Linked DNA regions of Homo sapiens: region 1 is linked to region 2. Evidence: chromatin loops called from intact Hi-C (ENCODE). Cell type or tissue: K562. All regions are shown on one strand. Links, peaks and the distances in the headings refer to the core of each region. The heading gives the core; the rest is flanking DNA. Region 1 overlaps WNT16 (Wnt family member 16). Region 2 has its middle 9.8 kb from the start of ING3.

Region 1 (9,859 bases), core at 1-8,000, 400 kb after region 2:
AATTTTTAAAATTCATAAATACTCCTAAGCATAAAGAAGCTATAGGTATATTAAATCTATAGATATTTTAAAATATCAGTATCTTAAAGATACAGAGGTGGTACATTTGAAGAATTGCTATGTAATTACCATCCTTTATGAATTCTACATTTTTATACTGTTTTCTTAAAATGCATCATTCTTGTAGCTAAATTTGACTTATACATATTCACATTAGTGAATATTGACACAACAAAGTTTGAATTCTACAACATAGTTGACTTAGTTGGCAATTCATAGTGACTTTTCTAAAAAAGTCTAAATCTTTTATATGAATATATATTTTCTATGTTGTAATAAACTTTTTCAGGACAGAAATATTAGCACATATCATATATTCTTGTAAATATTCAATAACTTATAAAGGTCCCAAAGTAATCATTGCAATCTGTCACATTCTTTTGAAATAAATAAAACAAATTGCAATATCTCTTAGTAATCTTAAAAGTATATGTTGCGTTTGTTTTCCATTTTTGGAAAATGAATAAATGGAACGCATTTAGAATAGTTACAAGTTACTCCCAGTTTTCTTTACTTTGTCCATTTAAAATACAAAAACAGAAAAGTCGGTAAATATATCACTGTAACACTTCAAATTCAAATTTTAATTTTAATTCAATTTAAATATTTAATTCAAAATAGCAAAATAGAAAGTAGGAATGTCAGTAAATAGCTATGTAAGCTTTTTGTATTTTTGTTTATAAAATTGTAAAAGTTATTTTATTTCACTAGAATAACTCTTGCCCAACACCATAGTCATGCACATGCCTCTTAAGGTTTTACATTTAAAAAAATAAATGACTGAGATGTTGCTTCAATTTAAATATTATCCAATAAGGGAATTTTTATTATTTCTAGCATATTAATTTTGAAAAGGTTAAATGTAATTAGGATATGTTCTTAAAACTCTAGAGTTAAACCTAGAGATAAGATTATTCAAATTAATATATTTTTAAAACAAGAAAACAAATAAACGAGTGTTTGTTATCAACAGACCTTAAATCTTCTTTGGCCATTCTTTAAGTAAATTTGGTAGAGATTTTTAATAAACTAGAAATTCAGAACACAAAAACTCACGTTATGATTGATTCTCTTAAATAAAATCATCTTGGGACTTACAAAAAACCCTAAAGCATTCTAAAATATATTTTTATTAGTAACATTCGGCAGCTATTTGGTTTTATTTTATATTGTGTGTTTTTCAAATTAGGTAGTAATGTTCCTCTCTGTAACTGTTAATGCTAATCTTAAACTATTATTTATATCCTGATTTTATTAAAAACATACTTCCTATTCACCATTAATTTAAATCCATTTTTATTGGCAAAAAATAATTTTCTAACATTACCTAGGTTCTTGCTATTATTCTAACTAGCTTGAAAACAATTCAATTTATGCATATATGTACATTTTGTGTAAATCTCTGAGTTTTCTCTCCTGAATCATTTTTTTCACATTGTTCATTTTTGGTTCACATTGTTTCACATTTAGATGAAATCTTAAAATATTAGAAAACATTTTCCTGGTTATTTGGTAGGTACTATGCTGGTGTTTTTGTTGTTGTTTTTATTTTCTCTTGAGGTATTATAATTCAACAGAGTTTTGTATTTTTCTTTCTGTTGCTGGCAAAAAAACAAAAACAAAAACAAAACCAACAACACCATAAAAGAGGTTTCCTGGTTATTATCTAACATGGATGAGCAATCAACTCAATTTTTTCAACATTGGCAATTAGGATTTTAATCTAATAGGCATATTCTTCTGAATAAAATCCAGGTCTGTATTCAATTGAGTTGATTTTCTTAGCCTCAAAATCACAAACTCAAAATGTAGGAAAGTGTTCAGAGAAATGTGGGTACTGGCGCTTAGTAGTACTGTGAGCAGGATAGATGATTTTCTAACCGCTAACCTTAAATACTCTGATTCCCACTTGGTTTCTGACACCATTCCTAAACTTATGACTCCAAGAATAATGTTGCCGAATGATGATTGGCTAACGGAATGATGTGATGTCTTCCAGGGGCAGAACTTCTGGGAATAATGTGACTTGGAATATTTATGGGTATTTCTTTTGGTGTGCTTAAAATATTTCCATTCTTCCCATGTCCACCTCACAAACTTTTAAGTTTCCCTACCCCATAATTTGTTTTATGATGAGTAACTCAACAAAGTGGGAAGGGCTCAATCCCAAATTTTCATTGACCTATTCCAAGAATATTTATAAGTAGTTGAACAACACATAGTGTTTTGCTTTTCAGTAGGTTCGAATATATTTTTGGACAGAAAGGGACAAAACGGGTCAGAGGAACAGGAATCCTACATACACCCATCCAACCTCGTGTCGCAGTTTTTATAAAAACTTAGATCATCTGATAGTTGAGAAAATGAAATGTTAGTCACAAAACGTTCCACAACAATTTTCTGGCCATTTTTGTAAAATTCGGACAACGTAATTTACTGAAAAACAATCGCCAACTGCCACATTACCTCTGAGTCAAAATTGTGGAACCAATCAGTTCTTAAACCACTTCTCAAGCGGTTTCTATGTTTACATTAAGTATTAATGATGCATCTTTCCTATTTCACTTCATTAGAAATTTATCAAACCAAAATTTACACAAGGAATCCAGTAGATTAAATGCTACCCTCCTGATTGCTCTGACATAGTTTAAAAATATTCCACCAAAATGTGCACATCTGTTTGCAATAGTTAACAAAACATTCCTCTGTTAATATCGTTATAAACCTTAACAACTCAACTAGAGTAGAGAAAGGAATTTTCTCATAACCACACAGCACTCATTCCTTTGCTATTCTCTTATGTTCCTGTTAACAGAAAATTATGGTGATATTGCTGTAATTCACAATGGCTATTTAACATTAATTAAGAATCCTGGAGGAAAATCTCCAGAATACACTTTCTGGGGGAGTGTTCATGCAATTTCCTTAAATATACTTGCATTTTCCACTTTTATTTTTCCCTATTCTACTAAAATTATCCTGCTGCATATAAATACCTTATATTATTTATCACCAGCTTTCCTTATGTAAGATAAACGTCTTAATCAGACTTTATTTTTCTGTAAAATTGAAATCATAAGTACCTGCTTATTAACTAGCTATTATGTGCAACAAATATCTTCCTCTAAAACTAAATCAGGTAAAATATTTATTAAAATATGCTCTGAGAAGCAGAATTCTAATTCTGTAGAATTAAACTTTGTGTGTGTGTGTGTGTGTGTGTGTGTGTGTGTGTGTGTGTGTGTATCTGTCCTTGAATTTTGCATTTCATCAGTCCTGAGTGGTGATTACACTGCTTTATTCTAATTCCAGATTGTCCAAGTTCTTTCCTTGGAATATTATGGGGGTATAATCTTTGAAATTCCAGGTCAGGTTATTGATATTTTTTTCCTTGAAGTTCATTTATCTTTCTGTCCTAGAATACAGTATATATATGCATATATATGTGTGTATATATGCCCATAGATATTCTAAGAATATGTATATACCTCTATAGATGTTCGAGGATACAAAAATAATATGTATCATATATAATAAAGATATTATTTCTTTTATTATGTTTATTGTTAGGGACACTTACAATTCAAAGTTTAAATTGTCATCACTGAAAAATTATAAATTCCATGTATGTATTCAAAAGGGCTAATTTTCTAGGAGGGAAATCTTTCTATAATTTCAATACAAATTCAGCAGGTGATGTAATTGAATTTGAAAATCAGTCTCTCTTTTTATCCTTCATCGTGTTGTAGTGCATAACTTTCATAGAGTAACACTATTGTGGACGGGGCTAAAACTGAGGAGTTGAAAGAGAGAGCCCAGCCGGCTCAAAACAATACCATTAACCTCTTAGCAGTGACATGTGTTTAAGAAGGTGGTTTTTATTACTCCCTCTTGATTCAGTTTACCAACAGAGGATGAGATAAAAGTGTTCAAGTGAGCTGGACCAATTACTCAATAAGTATTTGATGAGCGTCTACTTTGTCCCTCATGCTGTGCAAATTGGCAACATCTTACATGATGTCTGAAGTGACTAATAAAAGAAAAAATCGGCTCCTCAGTCATGATCCAGGGGAGAAACAGCTTTAAGTCACTAAGTGATGACTGTAAAGAAGGCTGATCAGCTTAAACATGGAAACATACATTGTTATGTTTTTAGTGTTCTTTGGACAGTTATGTTTTGTTATTACCCAGCACTGATTGAGCTTTTTCTCGTAAACTTTGGGAGCTTAAAATTTGAACAAAGTAGGCAGATCACATTTATTTGCCTGGAAATGTTTTAAAGAATTGAGGGTTTTGTGAATATGAAATGCCATAAATTTAAAGAAATAAGCTTCTGTGACATACTTTATAAATTGCTGTCATATAATCGCAGGACACCTTTTGCCCTGGGTTAAGAAGAAATAGATACATCTATTAGTTTCTTAGTTTTGTGAATTCAAAAAAAGCAAATGTGCCATATGCACTACTAAGAAATATCAAGCATTGCATAAATCAATACCATATGCTCTTATTTAAGGTTGCAAATGTTATTATTTGTGTGCAATATTGTCTCATTAGATAGTTCAGACATTTTTAAAATTTGTTTGAAAACATAACATTCTGCAAACGTGTCAATGTCAGGTTTGGTACAAAACAGCAAAGTGTAGACCCCTGTCATTTTATTGTTTTCATAAGAATTGTAAGTGGAATTTAAACTGTGAGGTTTTTCCTTTCTTTGGTGAGATTACACACATAATTTCCAAGTTATTGAATGGATGGATCCATCTTTCATTTTACCCAGCATGTTGACAGAACGTCAACTCCACAGCTAGCCCTGACGATTTATTAATCTGTTCTGCCATCGTCTGGGGATTGAAGGAAGCTATGCTGGCTAGCCTGGTATGTAAGAGATTAGAGCCCTAAACTTTTGAAATCTCTATATTGTTTTTGCACCCCTAGCCTTACTGGAAATGTTTATCTCAACTCTAACTGTACCTTCTTTTTCAGAGAAAGGGGCTTTTATTTAGACCTTAGTGTGTGTCAGGCAGTGGACTATTACAAATATATGTAGTTTCATTTAACTTCTTAGTCTGTTTAAACTGAACTTAGCACTTAGAATTGAAAAAATTACATAAACATTATCCCCTTTGTATTTTCCATGCTAGGATAATGCTACTGATTCATCAAGGATAGGGCATGTGTTTTGAATTAATTTTCCAGAAAAGGAGAATTTGCTGGGGGGAGCCACCATACTGTAGCCCCTTCTCCTTTTGACCAACTAAACCAGATTTGTCATAGTTTCTCATGTGGCCTGGAACCAGGGGATAGCATAGTTCACCACCTCCACCCCTCCCTTTGTATGTGACTGACTTTTATAGTGATCAAACTTGAGAACTCTCAATTGAATCAATACGTCTCATCCCTGGATGCTCATTAAAATAATCTCAGCGGCTTTGTGAAAGTACCATGGCCTGGACACCCCACCCCCTGCCCGACCAGTGAAATCAGAATCTGAGAGGTTTGAGCATTGGTTATTTGTAAAGTTCCATGATGTTTCTATGCACCATGAGAGCTAAGGGTAACTTCTCTCTCAGTGCTTCTCAAATTTTAATGACAATCTTGTTAAAAATGCAGCTTTTGGTTCTGTAGGTCTGGAGTGGGGCCTGAGAGTCTGCATATCTCACAAGTGATGCTGGTGTTGCTGGTCCCTGAGCTGTATTCTGAGTAACGAGGTGTTGAATGGTATCAGGAACATACAGGCATGCATAAGCATCCTACCACATTCAAAATTAGACCGGGGATTAGAAATAGAAGTAATTTCCTTTTGTTATCGCAGATAATCTCCAATAATATTAGTCTGGTCCACTACTTTAAGTACAGCTTGGAAAGCTTTGCTCTGAAGGGTCAAGAAATTTGGACAAAACATTTGGGACAAAAACCAAAGGACGAAACATTTGAAGCCTACGCAATTTTAAAGATTATTTACGTTCAAAACCATCATTTTTATTCAAGAGGAAATAGACCCAGAAAGTTAATTGATTAGATTAACTGTGCTTCTGTTGTTGAGTAAAACACTTTATGATTGATAGTTGAACACAATTACTGTTGGTTTCAGGCTGTCGCCAAGTTGATGTCAGTAGACTGCCGCTGCCACGGAGTTTCCGGCTCCTGTGCTGTGAAAACATGCTGGAAAACCATGTCTTCTTTTGAAAAGATTGGCCATTTGTTGAAGGATAAATATGAAAACAGTATCCAGATATCAGACAAAACAAAGAGGAAAATGCGCAGGAGAGAAAAAGATCAGAGGAAAATACCAATCCATAAGGATGATCTGCTCTATGTTAATAAGTCTCCCAACTACTGTGTAGAAGATAAGAAACTGGGAATCCCAGGGACACAAGGCAGAGAATGCAACCGTACATCAGAGGGTGCAGATGGCTGCAACCTCCTCTGCTGTGGCCGAGGTTACAACACCCATGTGGTCAGGCACGTGGAGAGGTGTGAGTGTAAGTTCATCTGGTGCTGCTATGTCCGTTGCAGGAGGTGTGAAAGCATGACTGATGTCCACACTTGCAAGTAACCACTCCATCCAGCCTTGGGCAAGATGCCTCAGCAATATACAATGGCATTGCAACCAGAGAGGTGCCCATCCCTGTGCAGCGCTAGTAAAGTTGACTCTTGCAGTGGAATCCCTAGAACCTTGGACCTGAGAGTTTCCCTTACCTGATCGACATATTTTCCTTTATCTGATCAACCCATCAATCATGTGGATTTCTTGGGATTCTAATGTTGAAAAGGTTTATATTCACCTTTTGATGATTTGGGGAATATATATTGACATACAAGGAAGATAATCTGTTTCCTAAGCAAGAAATAACAGGAAAGATCCCTTATGCCAGGAGGCCTGCCATACTCAGGATAAGATCCTTGAATATGGAACTTAGTTACAGGACTCAATAATGGTGGGTGAACATTAGTCATTTTTAAAAGACACCTCTTATAGCAATAAGGAGACATTAACATGAATCTCATTTATTCTCTCAGTATTTTAACTGAAGAAATTATACTGTTTGTGTGTGGATAGAAGATGTTGAAAAGTTAACATAAGCATTGGGTGCTGACTTACCCTTTCATGTACTTCCAAAGAAAGGTAATCAAAAAGAATCTTCTTAAGTGATATAATATCCCTAAAAAAATGATCATTACAGATGTTTAGTGACAAAGAATCAATATGTAAAAAGTATAATGAATGATTTAGATTTTAAGTGCCTTTTCACTGGGAGAATCTGGAAAAACCTCCATAAGGTATATAGCAATCTTTGATCTTTAGATTCATACTTTTATCACAGATCAGTTTCAACTGTTAAAAACCCACCTCTGAGATACTGGGGGGAGGATCCTGAAACATGCGGGAAAAGGAGAGGTAAACAGTGGAGGTAAAAATATAATTTCATACATTGTAAAGAAAAGCACCCTTTAAATGTGTAAAGACAGTGTTTTGTAAAGAATTTTGTTTAAAAAGTTTCTATTTTGTAAATACAGTACTTAAGTTATATGATTTATATTAAAACATTTATTGACAAAGCCTAAGAGCTAAGGCAGTAAAATTATCTCATAAATAATATTAGCTTATTTTTTTTCATACTATTAATGCTATTTTTTTGGACATCGAAGAGAATTTAACTTAGCAGTTAGTTATATGGATGTGTATTTCTTGCTAAAATGACAGTTTTATATGTTATAGATTAAAATATGTTGCAAAATATCAAAAATTTGTGTTATTTCAGCAGTAAGATTAATTGAATTCTCTTTTCACATTAGTTATGCTTAACTCATAAGGTTATTATAATAAATTATATTAGTAAAAGTCTTAACTGGAAAAAAGAATCTAAATCAGAATAGTGATCAATTTGTGGATTTGATATCCTGGATATTTATTATATTTTATGTAATGCTGCATTTCTATTTGAATGTTAAGTGGTCTTTCTTGTTTTTAATATTCATGCATGTATATTCATCATATTTTACAAGGTTCCTGGTAAAAATTACAGGGCTCTATTTAAGGATGTATTTTAATGTAAATGCTTATGTTTTTTATGAATTGTTAAATATTTCAGTATTATATAGAAAAAAATAGATTTTTAAAATTCAGAATGGACAAAGAGAATATTCATTTTCTTATTAATAAGATAAAGAAATGTTTCCCTGCCCCACAGTCTTCATTCTATTTCTCTTTAATTTTATTCACTGAGGCAGAGAAACAATTTTTGAAAAAGAGCAAACCCATGGAAAATGTCTCAGATCTAATATTAAAATCAAGACTAAGCATTTAACTGTGATTGTAAAGTTTGACAAAGTTATTATTTACTAAATGAGAGACACAGAAATGGCAAATATATGAATATAGTGCATATTTAAAAGTGGTTTTCCAGTCTTTAGCATCCCTTGAACAGAATAATCTGAAAATATACACTCTCTCCTGCCTATTTTTTTCAAAGTAAATCTATTTTGTCTTCTTTGAACATAATCACCCATTTTTAAAAAACAGAAAGACTGTAGTGTCTATTAACAACCAATTTCTTCTATTAATTAGAAAACCTTTCATAATTACCTTATCAACTGACTGTGAGAATCAGGCAGCCTCTAATTTACAAAGACTTGATTACTGTTCAGCCATTCCTTTAAAACAGTGATGCTAACTCAGGCACCTCTCTCTGGGATGCCTAAGCAAAAACTCCTCCTAACTCCAAACCTGTGTCTTTGGGTTCTTCTTTTCTTCTCACCTTTGGTATCACCATGGAAGCCATCCTTAAGTTTCTCACTTTTTTTTTTTTTTTTTAAGACAGTCTCACTCTGTTGCCCAGGCTGGAGTGCAGTGACCCGATCTCGGCTCACTGCAACATCTGCCTTCTGGGTTCAAATGATTCTCCCGCTTCAGCCTCCCAAGTAGCTGGGATTACAGGCATGTGCCACCATGACTAGCTAATTTTTGTATTTTTGGTAGAGACGGAGTTTCACCATGTTGGCCAGGCTGGTCTCAAACTCTTGACCTCAAGTGATCCACCCACCTCGGCCTCCCAAAGTGTTGGGATTACAGGTGTGAGCTACCGCGCCTGGCCATCACCTATCTATCTCTCTTATTGGCTGACAGCCTGCCCTTAGCCCATTTCCATCCCACTCCCAGTCATGGTAGAGGAAGCACCATGGTGCTCCTGGGAACACAATTCTGGGACCCAAAGGCTCCTATCTAGTCTAAACCACATTGCCTGCATTCATTAGGGCCCCTTATGTTGCAAGTAATGGAAAACTCAACCCAGACTGATTTAAACATTAAATATGTTGACTCAGTAACTAAAAACTTCAAACTTGTGACTGGTTCAGGGGAAGCTTGATCCACAAGCTCACACCATGTTCCCTGGGCTCAGGTCTCTCTATTACTTTAGGCTGGCTACTGGCCAAGTCTTCTACTTCAGGGTTCATGCAGTGCTGTGTCCTAACCTCTTTCAAAGTCTCCCACCCCTAGCATCTCTGGGATCTCTACTTTTCTTAGCAACATGGCTGCCATGCTTCCAGACCTCACATTCTCCTACCTGCCACTCATTCTAAGGAAAGAGGGGTCCCATCCTCAAGAAAGAGAGGTTCTCTCCTGGTTTGCTCACACAGATGGAAAGAAAACCTTTTCTTTCTCAGAGGATTCAGCAAAGGTCTTCTGAGTCTCAGTGGTTCTAATTGATTAAATGTGCCTCTCTCTGAAAAAATCACCATGACCATTGGGAGTTTTGGGTGAGCCATAGGTACATTGAACCATCTTAAGGCCATC
Region 2 (10,275 bases), core at 1,486-9,485:
ATGCATAGATGTGATCATGTAGCAGAAGCAGGAGGTAGGAGACATGAAGCACAGGCTGGAGGTCAGAACTGCATGATACAAAGTGGAAGAAGCCCACTGTGTGACAAGGGTACAAGGCATCCCTCTGATTGTGCCTAAGTGATGTCAGTTAAATCTCAGGCAGTTTGGAAAAATAAACAGATGCCAGAAACTCTGATAGAATTCACCAAAGTTGTCTGATATACAAAGACTCACATCTGTAACTTCTTTATATCCACTCCTGGAAGCATTATTTTACCATATAGTGAGCCAGCGTAATGTCCAGTAAAACGCTGAAATGATCAAGGTCCTGAGGGATTAAACTATGGCATGGAGCGGAAGCAAGATAGTAAAGGTGCACTGCTGTCCCTTCTAGATGAAAGACACCTTTTTTCACTGTTCTGGCTTATTGGGATATAGAAAAAAAATAACATTTCATAGATAAATAGTTGCATACCAGGTCCCAGAGTATGGGCTGACTTGCTCCTATAAATAGACCACATCTGAAACAATAGTAGCAATTTGCATCACCATACAATTTAACTTTGAAAGTCTGCTTTCATTCTTGCAAAGATGTCTTATGCTCAATGGCAATGGAACAAATATCAGAACCACTAAGCTTCTCGTTATTCCATAATAAATAATTATGGAGCTATTAATATATGCCAGATACACTTCTCAGTAATTATGTACAACAGTTAATAAAATAAAAATCCCTGTCCTCATGGAGTTCACATTCTAGTGAGCAAAAGACAAAAATACAAATCAATAAGATATATGTCTAATCTTATATGTTGTATAAGATATAGCTATATATAAATAAGATCTGTATCTTATATGTATATTTTTCTATACATAAAATATATGAATATGTTTACCATATATAATCTTATTATCTTACAAATAAATTATATATATATATATAAAATCATGGACCACATAATGGCATTTTGGTCAATGACAGACCACATATGCGATGGTGGTCTCATAGTTACAATGGAGCTAAAAATTCCTATTGCTTAGTTATTTGTATTACAATTTCCTATAGTATGCAGTTCAGTAACATGCTATAGAAGCAATAGGCTACATACTGAACAGCCTGAGTGTGTAGTAGGCTATATCAACTATGTTTGCATAAGTACATTCTGATGTTCACACAATGACAAAATCGCCTAACAATTCATTTCTCAGTACGTCTCCTCATCATTAAGTGACTGTAATAAAGAAAAGAGCAGGAGTACTTGGTTGGGCAAGGAATTGGGGGGATGTTGAAATTTTAAATAGGGTTGCTAGAGAAAATCTTACTTAGAAGGACGTAATTTGACTGATATCAACAGAGTTGTAGTGGAGGAAGCAAGTCATGCAGACATATCTGGAGGAAACAGCTGACAGAAAGGTCCTTAGGTAGACACCTGCCTGGTGTGTTCAAGGAAGAGTCAGGAGGTTGTCATGGCTATAGTGCAGTGAATGAGGTGGAGTAGAAGAAAATGACAACAGAGAGATGACAGGAAGTCAGGTCATTTGGGGCCTTGTGGGCCATTGTAAGGACCGTGGCTTTTGCTGTGACTTAAACGGTAAACCATTGGAGGGTTGTGAGGAGAGGAGAAAGGTCATTTGACATACCTTTTAGGAGGATAACTATGTGCTACTCATGTAGAGAATGGATAGTAAAGAGGAAGGGGAAGAGGGAGGCAGGAAGGCCAGGTAGCACACTGCTACAATCATACAGACAGATTATGGTAGATTTGTCCAGTGTGGACTAGACAGATGTCTTCAAGGTTTAATGGTGGCACTGATCTCTCTGGTATTCCTGAAATGTGTTATCACTTGAGAATTGGATAGTGCTCGAAGGATAAAGTAATTTCCACTGGCCCTTTCCTAGTATTGTTTCAAAGCAGAGATTCTCCCAATTGCGCAGTATGTGAATAGCTATTTCAACATTACATTAAGGAACTGATGAATTATCAAAGACTGAGTTCAGAGGAGTAGTAGGTGTACTATGAGGCAGAGTTCCTTGAAAACTACATTACTCACATGAATCCTAGAACTACCTACATTCATCTGTGAACTGTAGAATTCTTTGTACTCAGGAAGCAACAATTAGTTAAGAGCAGTATCCAATAGTCTCAGAAAAGGTAGGTATATTTCACCTAAGTGTAAATTGTGTCTTTGGAGAAGGCTAGAAAAAAAAATTAATGGCATGGCCTTACAATGATGCAAGGTCCCTTTTCAAGTGCATCAATCTCCCCATCATTAAAGGGAATCTAGATGTATAAACTAATTCAGGTCTCAGATTCTAATATGGTGGTTCCAATTAAGATCCTGTTCTCCCCAGACCTCGAGTTTTTGGTTAGAGAGAATAAAGACAGCCTTAGTGTGTTGTCCATCTACTAATTTATATGAACCTGATTAACATTCAGCCATCAATCCCTGAACATTACTGAAGGTCAGATCATTCAGATTACCACTCAGGCCATGGAGATATTAAGAGGACTAAGCCCACTTCGCCCCGGTAGTTAAATGTGGCTATTTGGCCCATGCTATCTTGGATCCTAGCATCCCTGCTGCAATCAAAGAGTTCATACCAACTGCAGCATCTTCTACCAGCTTCCTTAGCCTACAAAGAATGTTGTTCCCCTAGAACATTTTTTAAAGTTACTGATGTGCTCAAAATACATTTCCCAGTGTCTTGATAAAGGGAAAGTCTTCAGACATACTCAGCAGATGTGATTAGGAGGAGGGTGAAAGAAGAGTATTTTATAAATTCATTCCAAGCTTCCTATCTCCCTAAGTCTTGGGTTCATCTCTCCAAGGAATTTTTGGCACCTCAATCCATTAAATACAGGCCACCGTTAAATACTTATTTAGTCAACTAGTCAAACAGAACTGCTTCCAACTGCTTAAGCCTACAAGAACCAGATTCACTGGCATATGCCCCCACGTGGAAAAATTCAGCCCAACCTAAACTTGTTTCTCTTGTCTTAGTTGAGCATCTTCACAATGCATTTACAATTCCATTCTCCCTATTATTTGCTGATATAAGTTAGAAAATCTTGCATATGTGGGTGCATTAACCTTTTCATCTTAAGTTTGACTTTGTATTTGGCCTTCTCTAAAAAAAAAAAAAAAAAAAAAAAAAAAAGAGGTGTTTTTATTTTTATGGCAGTGTAAGCTCAGAAATATTTGAAGATTTGGGGTCTCTGAGTTGTCCAAAACCTCTCACAGGACCACATTTCTGTTCTTCATGTCCTAAACTTTCATGGAAAAAAAAAGCATTGTGTTCACACAAGAGATATGGTAGGGCTGTGAATTTTTCTGATGCTACAATCCTACAACCGATAGGATCTAGTTTGAAGTTTACTGGTTGCAACACATTATTATTTTTTTTTGTCACAGTCAGACAAAAATTTGGGGAATGCATTGAGAAAATAGTTTAGTTTTCCACCGTTATTTTTTAACTTATCCAGCACAATGTTAAAAGCAAACACCTGATCTTTAATTCTTCACAGCCTTCACACTTGAGGACAACATAACTGATACCTAAATCAGAGAAGGCAAAGACTAGAAAAGAAAACTACCAGCCAATAATCAATAATCCTCATGAGCACAGACACAAAAAATTCTCAAAATATTGGCAATTCAAATCCATTAGTATATAAAAAGTATTGCTATAGTATAACCAAGTGGGGTTTACCCCCAGAAACGCAAAATTGGTTTAGTCATCAAAAATCAATCAATAAAATTTACCACCTAATCCGAATAAAGGAGAAAAATCATATGCGATATATGAAATTTAGATAAAGCATCTGACAAAATTCAACACCAATTACTTATTTTTTTTTCTTGGAGACAATGGAGTAGATGGCATGATTGAGAATTACAAGGTAGCTGAGGATGTAACAAAAGAAAAACAGAGAAATTACAAACTACAAAAACAGAGGGAAAATGAGTAATAATTAATGGTCCCAATATAAAACAAAGTAAAAAGTGGCATGATTTTGAGCATGTGATGGAGTGTCATAAAACGGTGTTGAAAACATTTTTCTTCAATTGCCCCACAGTTGTAATATTAAACCCCCAGAAGAAATGGTTCTTTGCCTTAGTATTAAAAAAATTATATAGTCATAGTGATATAAATGTTACTTATTTCTAACCTTTTAGAGTTATCCTATAGACATCCCAATAAAGACTCCAGGGTAATCTTGTTACAGAGCAGAACATATTAGCAAACATGACAATGTAAAAGGATAGTTAAAGGAGGTAGAAAATTGAATGGGAGGAGATAAAGATAGGACAAAAGTTAGGCGCTCTAATAACTTTATCTTCTGAGGAGGAGTCAAGAGAGCCTGTCTCAAAATCATGGAGTTAGTGTTGTGTTAGAGTTAGTAGTAGGATTATACATACATAATTAACATTAAAATTGTAACCAATAAAATAACAAATCATAGAAGAAGCAATGTATCTCATCTACAATTAACAAATTAAGAACGTTATAAACATATAATTTTGACTTCTGAAGGCAACTGTCAGAAGAATGTAAAACAGAAATAGTAATTACCTCCAGGGAACGGAAGGGAGATGAGGACGAATAGGGCAGGAGTCTGCTGCATTTTACCACAAGCTCTTTTACACTATTACTTTGTTACTACATTCATGTACTACTCTGAAAAAATATCTATCATCTGTCAATTCTTAATTTTATAATAAAATTGGGGGGACAATTAAATGACCACTTAGAATATAAGTATTTCAGATTACTGGTCTTTTACCATGATATTTGTTACTATAAATATAATATTTTTATAAACCAAGAGTAAGGGTAATAGTACTGAATTTTTTAAAATGGCCTATCAAACTACCTTTGACTTTTTGTTTTTTCTGATGAGTTTATAAGTTGGAAAAAAGACTAAGTATGCACTTTAAAAGTTCTTTAAGCACACAGAGTACTAATATAAGGAGAATAAATGCCTCTGACTTTCACAAAATCAACTACAAAAGAACATATGATTATAGTAAAGAGTATTGGGCTCAGCAGTACAAAAATAAAGATAATAAAATACTAGAACAGGCTACTAATAAAACTATGATCAACTATACATTAGTATTAGGTGATATATTTTACTTTCTCAATATTTATATACAATTGGTTTTTTTTCTTTCAAAAAAAACAGTAAAACATCGGAGATATCAGTACTCAGGATATACCTTAAGAAGGTAAAAAAGTCATGGTTCCTGTATCTGTGGAACTTGTATTTTAAAATCTTTAATACATCTTTGCATAAAATGTGTTTTTTCCTAAAACATACAAAATTATTTTGTTTTATTGTTTTGCATCTACTATTATTTTTGTTTTAGAAATTGGAGAAGTAGAAAAAGGGAAAAAAAATCTATGGAGGACAAATGATAATATAACACAAAAATTTGTTTATCACTGCCCTCTACTGTACAATTTTCTCAAACCAACATTGATTAAGGAAATGACAATGTGACTGATAGGCACGGAACACTAACCCAAGAATGTTGAGTATTCTTCAGCTATAATATCAATCTGCAGCAGAGTTTCTTAATCTCATTATTATTGACATTCTGGGTCCTGATAATTATTTGTTGCAGGTGGCTGTACTGTGTATTGTAAGACATTTTGGCAGCATCTCTGGCCTCTACTTACAAGATGCCAGTAGTACTTCCCCAAGTTATGACAACTAAAATGTCTCCAGACATTGCCAAATATCCACTGAAGGGCAAAATCACTCCTGGTTGAGAACCACTGATCTATAGGTTAGCAGTTCTATCTGTAATTCGGTTTCATTACAAATCAAAGCCCTAGGCATCAAACAATGTTATCTGTTCCCATGGATCCACTTATAAGCTATACCTGGATGGCACACAGAATTACTTGTTTACTCCATCAATTTAGTTCTGAAAACACACCCTCACATGTTGAACTAGATGACTAAGCTACTCAAATGATACCAAAACACTGATGGTGCTATCCTCTTAGTAACATCTTCTCCTGCCATCATCACACAATCATCCCAGGGTGATTATGTGCAACAAACAGGACTTCACCTGGCATCCAAAACAGACTCCTGTCTCTACAATTACTTAATTCCAAAACCTGAATTACGCTATTTCTGCTACCTCAGATGACCTTAACCTAGCATTCTGAATGTTGCCCCATGTTCCAGGATTTGTCTTGGCAACTAATTCTTTCCTCCACATGTTTTTAACCTCATTTCCTATTTGTGTATCTGCTTCCCCCAGATCCCTGACCTTTATGCGTCTGACCCAAGGCCGGTAATAGGACTCAGAATCCTAAATGCTTCATTTGCTTAATGACTTGGCTTCCTATTTTGACACTTGGACACCATCTGGACCCTGACAGCAATATTAACCCAGCATGAAAGTCTTTTGAGAATAAAATAGTTTTAAGAATAGTTGCAAAATATTGGACCAATTTTTTTAGAACTTAAAAAAATTTCAAGACACAAAACACCACATAGGTTGTCAATCCCATTGCTTTCATTTCGTGTTTGTGTGCGTACAATATATTTCTGATTATAAAACAATTTTAAAGTTTGAAAAATATAGAAGTAGATAAAATACAATCACCTAAAATTCCACCATCATTCAGAAATAACTATTGTTAACTTCTAAAATGTAGATGAAGCCTAAATTATAAATATGTCTCATGTATCTATCTATCCACATATACCTTTTTTTTTCAAAAGTACTATCATATGTCACACAGTGTTGTGACATAATGTATGTTTCACTTCATAATGTATCCAGGAATGATATCCAAAATAATTAGCAAATCATATAGCAGAGGCTGGCCTTATTGATGCAAAGTTCTGGGGTGCCATGTTTTAACTCCATGGGAGCTACATAATGAGAGGCCCAGAAAGTCTCATAGGAAGGGTCAGCGCAGACAGGGTGATATGAGACACTGCAGTGGCTCAGAGCAGCTGCTATTTAGAAGCATCTCAACATTTTAACAACTGGTTAGGGTTGTACCAGTGTAAATATTCTGATTAGCATCCCTGTGCATACCGCATATTAACATATAGTTAGTAATCAAAAACATGGTATTTAATGACTACAAAGTCTGACCTGTAGATATTTTATGTATTGCATCTTTATATTGGTCTCTATCACTTTTTCCCTTTGCTAAATCAATATGGTCATTATCCATTAAAAAAACTCTACCATATCTCAATAAAATTTATGTAAATTCCTCTTGATGAATCATCTAGTCCCTTCCTCAAAATTTCACCATATCATAGCATCTATTACATTATGTTTAAATCATTTCCTGAACCATCTATTTGTCCTAAAATGTTATATGTTCTGCAAGAACAGGGACTGTGTCTTGGTCATGTTTTGTATTATTGGTATTTGTTGTTCAGTAAGCATTTACTGAAATAGACTGTAGTAATATTATTTCTCAAATTCCCTAGATGTCTTATTTATTAGGCTATGTTAATATTTACAACTTCAAAGAGTTTTTTAAAAAATAAAGAGCTTCATGAATTACCATATTACTTTCATTTTCCCTCTGCCTATCCTTTTAGGTTAGCCTAATTAAAAATCACTGTGAAGGGGGTTGACCTACTTCTGTATTTGAGAATTCTTCAAAGAATTCTATTTAGAATATTCTTCTCAGCATTCCAGTCCAGCTACTTGGATGACAATTGGAATCCCATTTTCTTCACAGAGCTTAATGGTTAACAATCATGACAACTTTATGTTGCCCTCTCTATTCTGAACTTGGAATCTTATGAACTAGTGCTTAATACTCATGCATTCGTTCATTCAATAATTCATCACATCTTTATTGAACTCATATTACCTGCCAGATCTGTGGATCAACAGATGAATAAAACATGGTCTCTGCCCTTGAAAAATTCCAAATTAGTTGGAAATGCAGGCTGTAGACTACAATGTAGTAAGTCTCATAAGATATTCATGGACAGAGTGTAAAAAAGCACTATATTGTCATACTTCTAGACTCTATTTCCTCAATGGTAAGAATACTTTAACCTACTTTAGAAAAATACTTTTTACCCTACTAGCAAAATAAGTATTCCTAAGACTCTACTTATTTGGATTCATTGAAGACAAGGTAAAAAATCAAAATAAGAAAAAAGCTAAAATTTTCCAAACACCACTTCTTGTCAGTATCATAGAGTACCTGTGTGATACTGGAGAGAAGACAAGGAAAATCTCTGGAGCATTTCCAGCAGTGTAAAAAATCCTTATAGTCACTGAAATATTTTCATATTGTGTTACAAAGAGAAGATGCTTGGTAATTTATATTTACATTACCAGACTCACAAAAATGAATGCTAGAGAGCCTAAGTCTTTCAAAATCAAACCTGGGGAAATAGTTACAGACAATTATGCCATTGTGTATAAATATATTTATCCTGTAAGAAGTATTTAAATATACTTACCTAGCATATCCTGCACCTGAATCATTTAATTTTAATATGCCCCTCCTCTATAAAATATTATTTTTCAGAAATAATCATGAAATTAAATGAATAATGATAATGAACAAAATAAATTCAGAAAAGGCAAATTTTCTTTTTCTCAAACTTCATCATATAATCATCCTTGTAGTGAATAATTAACAATTAATAGCATTGAAGAAAAAAGTAATGATTAATCTTTTTAATTAGATTTAAGCATTTTTTTGGAAAGAAACAATGGCCTGTTACACTAATGAGTCACTACATTAAAATGTTATAGCAATTAAATAAAAAACAAGTAGAATAACAATCCTAAAATAATACATTTCCATTTTCAAAATATTCAATTCAGTAATGTGTTTCACATTTAAACTAAAATTTGCATTTAGTAAACAAAAAAATCCAAAAATACTACACCTAGCAGTTCAGTTTCACTATTTTAAATTTAAAATACAAATAAAAACTCCAAGTGATCATATACAACTGAAAGAACTCAAGTGTATCTTGTCTTTTATTTCTAATCAACTATTTACGTAATGTCTCACTTATTAAAATTTCACCAAAACTGAAGCTAATGTTTAGACCTTAGACTATCAGAATGTTTTTTCCAGGAGAAATATTTCATCACTGACATTGTTTAGAATTGCTGGCACATGGTGGTAATAAAAAGCAGGCTGTAAAAGTCAGTTTTATTATTGTTTTTAAATCCTCTAACGACAATACATCCCTTTATTTGCCTTCTCTGGGGTGACTGCTTCGACTGCAGTGCCCTTGGCATGGCACTTACCAGATCATTTATCTCTGTACTGTCAATTCTACAAATAATGTTTTTCCTGATTACATTTATGTGCTGGACACTGCGCTAGGTACTCTTAAACACTGTCTCCTTTGAGACTTGTCACAATCCTACAATGCAAGTGTCCTTTCTTACTCTCATTTCATGAATGAAAAAACAATTTAGGGACTTTGAGTAACTTGGCTCAGGTCATATGAGTAAATAACAGAGACAGGAGTCAAACTCAGGTATGATTAAAAAGCCCGTAACCACCCAATCCTACATTCCTTATTCATGCAACAAATATGAACTCAGTGTCTTCTGCAAGCTTGTAACAGAGCAGTGCATAAGAAACAATCCCTATCAGCCAAGGGCTCGAAGATGAGTTAATCACTCTACTTTTCCTAGAGGTGGCCACTCTCCTATTTCTATCATCATAGATTACTTTTACCTACTCAGAAACTTCATCTAAATGTCATCCTAGAATATGTACTCATGTGTGCCTCCACTTTTTTTCCTATTCTCTCCTTCTGGAACTCCTCTGAATCAGGTATTGGAAATTTCAAATTGATTCTCCAATTGTTACATTTTTTATTTTTATTTTTCTTGTTTGTTCTACATCCTGGGTTAATTTCATCAGTCATGACTTCCAGTACTCACATTTGTAGAATTCCTTTTTATTCTATCTGCAACAATTTATTCACGTCTTCTTTTCTTTCAGTGTTTTGCAATGTTTCAATGTGAGCTCACCATCAACAGTTGCTCCTCTTTGTGTCCTAGGACGAGGAACATCCCTAAAGGATATTATTATATATTATTGTATTTGCCTCTCTGGGGGGCCCCTCATCTTTTGCCAGACCAGACCAATTTTTACTGTCTTGTTTAAAGGGTCTCTGCACCTTGTGTGGAGTCTGAATTTGGATTCCACACCCATGCATGGTACAAGTTTGAGGTCTAAATTCCTCTGGGTTGCCTTTTCACCCATGATCTCAGGTGGATGGTCAGAAA

The links. Hi-C counts contacts between places; a loop is a spot of excess contacts. Peaks named below come from ENCODE experiments on the same cell type or tissue, not always from the same donor. Only the 100,000 strongest peaks of a DNase experiment are listed, where the experiment ranks them.
Region 1: a loop joins it to region 2, with 4 times the contacts of the local background. A loop is called at or near these places in 2 of 110 quality-filtered maps.

Annotation. Positions count from the first base shown.
Region 1 is chr7:121,332,727-121,342,585 of GRCh38, forward strand. WNT16 (Wnt family member 16) reads left to right here. Exons shown (of 4, transcript NM_057168.2): 4 at 6,155-8,378. The coding sequence ends at 6,619. Among named protein-coding and RNA genes, the nearest start is that of WNT16, 8.7 kb to the left of the region's middle. In K562, for the core only: a CTCF peak has its summit at 4,903; a DNase peak (open chromatin) is centred at 4,905.
Region 2 is chr7:120,935,809-120,946,083 of GRCh38, forward strand. No RefSeq gene overlaps it. Among named protein-coding and RNA genes, the nearest start is that of ING3, 9.8 kb to the right of the region's middle. In K562, for the core only: a CTCF peak has its summit at 5,465 (motif pointing left); no DNase peak of the experiment used is centred there.